2 separate regions of the Homo sapiens genome follow, and region 2 is linked to region 1. A link is an interaction called in ENCODE POLR2A ChIA-PET data of the cell type or tissue named here. Cell type or tissue: CD4-positive, alpha-beta T cell. All regions are shown on one strand.

Region 1 (2,500 bases):
TTCTGTTGACTCCTTCCTTAGTCTTCTCATTCTCCTTCATAGTGTTTTGTATTGTCACATAGCATGTCACGTAGTAGGTTCTCAGTGCTTGCTAATTCTTATCAAAGAAGGCAGTTTTGGATCATTGACCACAAAATCTGCTCTCCTACTCCCTACTTCTTTTTTGCCTTTTAAGAAACTACGCTTCCTTTTTACTGGTGTCAGGAGCACAGAAGAAAGAACAGCTGGTAAGGAGTAGAGAAGGAGAAAGAAAACTACTTTTTGAAGGTTAGGAGAAATACTGTCCATTGATTTACTTCAGCAACTGCCTGACACATAATAGATATTCACTAATACTTTCTTTGCACCTCATAGCTTAAATGTCTTGAAGAAACAAAAATTGAATGCACAGGATCAAGGCACTAAAGCTTAGATAACACACTCCTGCATCGTTTCCCTGTTTTATCAAGATATCTTTCATCTTTATATCCGGCAATTTAGTGGCAACTCTTCGCTTTCCAACTGCGCACTGAGTCTTTCGGTCTCCTCCCCATTTTCCTAGTCGTCTTCGGTTGTGGATGTTGTAAACTCGACCATCCGTCTCTCAAGGTCTTTGGCTTCAAGGTTTCCCAATGCTCTGGAGCTGTCCAAGCCCCGGTACTCCGGGGTGGAAGACCTCAGATTCATTTGACGGGCTTGTGGAGGTTGGGGGTCTGCGGAGCCCCGTGTGGGTGGGGCTGGGCGCGGCCGGGGCGGAGCCGGCGAGGAGCCCTAGGGAAAGGGTGAAAGGCACAGTTGAGAAAGGCCCGCCGGGCATTGGTTTCACAGTTTCCACGAAGGCTTCGTGTGCAAGCCTGAGGAGTTTAGGTGCCTCCCTCCTGCCTCGCCTTTCTTGGTTCTAGAACCTTCAGTAGGCTTTTCTGGGTTGCAGGGACCCGGAAAAGCAGCGGCTTCCACTCGGGGGGCGGGTCCCAAGGGTCTTGCTGCTGCTCTGGGGCCGTTTGGACTCCTGGTGTTGGGGGAGGGGTCAGGGAGGTGCTGCTCGCGTCTCCTTTTGCGCCTGCGCGGCGGGCTCCGAGCGGGTAGGAGCGCGTGCGCGGTGACGTGGACGTCCGGTGCGCGCGCGCAGGCTCTTCAGCTGGAGCGGACACACGGTGTGCGAACCGAACAGAATAACCCGCCCCCAGCGGGATGTGAAGGACTCCGGGTGAGGCCGGCCACGCCCCGCACGGTAACTCTCGGGCCTGGGTGGAGGGCATCGCTTAGTACTGGCCCGATTGGAGTTTTTCGAGAGTTTGAAGCTCTTGTGTATTTGAACGGCGTGAGAAACGTTCCGCTGAGAGAGCTTCGCACGCCCTCGCCAGGCCGGGCCTTGCGCAGGGCCGCCTTTGGCGCGCCCCTGTGGTCCCTGAGCGAGGCTGCGCATGTCACCTCGCGCGCGTCCCCGGCCTCACTTCCGCGTCGCTCAGCTACCTAACTGGGAACATCGACGCCAGAGAGAGCGGCCACGAGGCGGGAGGGGTGAGAAGCGCCCATGGCTCGGCCCTGCCCTCGCGTGTGTGGGGTGCCGCTCCGCGTGGTACGGTCCGCGTGACGACTTCTCGCCCGGCGCCGGGCTCTAGGTCGAGAGCCACGCTTACGCGCTTTTCAGTTTAGAGCCTAGGTCTCGTGGTTCTAGAACTCCAAGGGAAACGGTGTCGGCGTCGCTTTTCTGAGAACTTGGCGCAGCGTTTTGACACCTGTGCAAACGTCTTTTCTAACAAGTAATTTCCGGCCAAATTGTTTGAGGCAGGACGTCAAGTTTAATAAAGGAGGGCGAGGAAGTGAGCTGTAGGAGTGGGGACTTGGTAAACAAAGGACCGGTGGTGTGTAAGTGCAGAAATGAGGGAGGGGAAAACAGGTGGGAAGAGCAGGTGTTATTTTCTTTATTCCTCTGTGGGGCAGCCTTTTACCTAGTTCTGTTTATGGGGTTTCCCGTTTCTGTTAAATGGTCAAGTAGGTCTCTGCCCTCAGTGCAAGGTATCTGGGACATTAACATCACCCCCCCACCGCCCCCCCAAAGCTCCAGTAGCCAAAGTTGAGGGATCTATGTGTCAGAAGAATATGGGGAAACTAGGGATCGTTTCAGACTGGGTCGGGAGTGCAAAAGTGGTAGTGTCTTGCTGTACAGATTTTTGCCTTGCCTTTCGAACCCTGGGAATGCCTTCTTTCTCTGGCCGGGGTGGAAGCAGGAACGGGTAAATGAGGTCTGAAAGGAGGGGTTACTGATGGCAGACCAACACGAGAAACCAAAGTGCACTCTTTTATTGGGAAGATAACTTTCCCAAGGTTCGCCTCGCCGGAGCAAACACGTGGATCATGAGAAGTCTCGAGCCCACCCGCGCGTGTTGTTGTAGAGCTTGCCAGGCTTATGCGGCTGAGTCCCTGGTTAACAACTGCTTGCTCTGTTCGTTCTTTTTGGGCACGATGCCGCGGCTAGGCTGCAGGGAAAGTGCCTGGGGGCGGCGTGACGGCTGCTGGG
Region 2 (2,500 bases), 280 kb after region 1:
TGGGGTTTGCTGCCTTCTCCGTGTGTGTGACTGGCAGCTGTATTTTGCCCTGGTTTGCATCCACGCCTCTTGTGGTTAACAGCACGCACTCTGGAACCAGACTGCCTGGTTTCAATCCCACTCAACCACTTATTGGCTATTTTGGTCATCAGCCACCTTAAAATGTAGTGGCTTAAACAATAACTTCTATTTTCTCTGGAGGTTCTGTGGGTTGACTGGGCTCAGTTGGGTTCTCGCTTGGGGTCTGTCAGAAGGTGATAGTCAGACAGTGGTTGGGGCTGGAGTTACCTGACAGCTCAACTGAGCTGGTTCTGTGATGGCCCCTTTACTCACATCTCAGCTGGACCAGCCAAGGAGGCTGCCTGGGCCTCTTGGCCTCTCCTTGTGACTAGCTTGGGCTTCCCTCACAGAATGGCCGTCTCAGTCACAGTATGACAACTACTAAGAGTAGTTGGACTTTTTAGATGGCATTCGGCTTTCCACAGAATGAACACTTGTAGAGATTTAGGTGGAACCTGCAGGGCTTCTTATGACCTAGCCTTAGGAAATCATGAAGTATCACTTTTGCAGAATTCTACTGATCAAAAGTGAGTCAGAAGGTCAATCCAGACTCATGAAGAGAAGACTCCCAAGGCACGAATGCTGGGAGGCACAGGTCTTGGCGTGGTGGTGGGAGGAGGCAGTATCTTTGAAGACAAGCTACCATACTTGCTACATGATTGTCAGCAAATTTCTTAAGCTCTCTGTGCCTCAGTCTTCTCTTCTATAAAATGGGATAATTGCTCCTACCTCACAGAGCTTTTGTGAGGAGCAAATGAGTTAATAATATGTGGAAAGCACTTAACAATGCACTATGAGAGTATTAGCTATTATTATTATTACTCAAAAGAGTAAGGAGCAAATGTTTTTCTCTGATTAATCTCTGTATCCCAATGTCTGAGATATCCCGTGAAATGTTTTATATCATAAACATAAATATGAAATGCTCTATATGCAAAGTAAGTGAAGTGTCCTTCTCCCCATCAAATAAAATTTTTTGTTTTTCATCTAAAAGTCAAGGTTTCAAGTTTAGATAAAAACAGTCATTTCTCACAATCAATAATGCATTTGATGTATTAACAAAAACTCAAACTAGCTGCCGGGGCTGGCGAACGCTGTTGTGAGTCACAGTGGCGATATGCTCACATCAGGGCCGGAAGCAGTAACACTTGTGGTGTGGAATTTCCCGTGGCACCAGCGGAAAAGGAGTCTGGATGCGTTTGTCAAAACTTCCCCGAAACAAAAAGAAATCAGGATTTCCTGCTAGAGGCCCAAGTGGCTAGTGATGTCCAGGACCTCACAACCCAACCTCAGACTGGCCTTAGCCCTGGCTGGAAAACAGGATCTGCCAACAAATCATCAGGGCTGGGCCCCAGCCTCCAGGGATGGACACTTTTCTGTCACTGCCAAATCCAGACAAAGCTCAGAGTCAGGTCACTGAATGCAAACTCTAAATAAAAAAATGGCTTCATGATCCACGCCTGTGGCTGCATGTTCTATTCTACAGAATTCTCCACCACGTCCTCCCATACCTCCTACCCCTCAGTATTCCATGTGGCCTTCAGGACAAATTCGAGTCTCCTGCCACATGCGCCCACCTGCCATGGACCCATGTTCCAGCCACATGCACAGCTTCCGTTCCTCCAAGGGCCCTGAGCTCACATATCTCTCTCTGTTCTTTCATACACTCTTTCTGTTGTCTAGAAGAGATATCAACAGGAAGGGCAGCCACAGTTCTCTCTCCCTCGACTCGGTGCTAGGCAGAGGCTGTGGTAAGAGTGTCATGTCTTCGTCTCAGTTTGTCTGCACGCTGGCCTACAGCGCCCTGCCTTGGCTGGCTAGAGAGCTCACCCATCTCTCCAGCCAGGCTCTGATCAACAGCCTTTCAGAAGGATAGACACATAGAGCAATGGAAGGGAACTGAGGGTTCTTGGTCTTTTAGGAAAAAAGACTCATTTCTTTTTTGCATATGTGTGTGTTTTCCTCTCAAATCCTTCTTGTTACCAAAGCCTGAGAGGGGAAGTCATTCTTATCTGGACATCTCTAAGTGTTCTCTCTCCTTTCCCGAGCAAGCTTCAAAATCCGGTCTTTTGTCTTCAAAGTTCAAAAGTGGATGCATTTGTACTTCCCTGATTGTGGTCTGCTGGTGCCTTTTTCATTTTTTTCTGCACCCCTCTTAGTCACAGCTTGGATGTCCAGGCCCCATTTCCTAGCTCTGTCGATTCTTTTGAGATATGGGTTGAGTAAACCTTATCCGAAAAGGTTGGGACTGGAAGTGTTTTGGATTTCAGATTTTCTGATTGGGGAATATCTGCACATACATATATAATGAGAGATCTTGGGAAAGGGACCCAAGCCTAAACACTAAATTCATTTATGTTTCATAGACACCATACACAGATGGCCTAAAGGTAATTTTACAGAACATTTAAAATAATTTTGTGCATGAAACAAAGTTTGG

The links. Peaks named below come from ENCODE experiments on the same cell type or tissue, not always from the same donor. Only the 100,000 strongest peaks of a DNase experiment are listed, where the experiment ranks them.
Region 2: POLR2A ChIA-PET joins it to region 1 with 13 read pairs; 4 of 35 experiments call an interaction of 5 or more read pairs at or near these places.

Annotation. Positions count from the first base shown.
Region 1 is chr15:41,659,316-41,661,815 of GRCh38, forward strand. MGA (MAX dimerization protein MGA) reads left to right here and starts at 1,090. Exons shown (of 24, transcript NM_001400225.1): 1 at 1,090-1,210. In CD4-positive, alpha-beta T cell, no CTCF peak of the experiment used is centred here; DNase peaks (open chromatin) are centred at 1,116 and 1,446; H3K4me3 peaks cover 2,053 bases; H3K27ac peaks cover 1,983 bases.
Region 2 is chr15:41,935,587-41,938,086 of GRCh38, forward strand. The region is part of intron 3 of EHD4 (EH domain containing 4); the gene reads right to left. Among named protein-coding and RNA genes, the nearest start is that of EHD4-AS1, 15 kb to the left of the region's middle. RefSeq lists an enhancer at 1,699-1,758. In CD4-positive, alpha-beta T cell, CTCF peaks have their summits at 1,866 and 2,068; DNase peaks (open chromatin) are centred at 75, 455, 1,205 and 1,815; H3K4me3 peaks cover 529 bases; H3K27ac peaks cover 2,500 bases.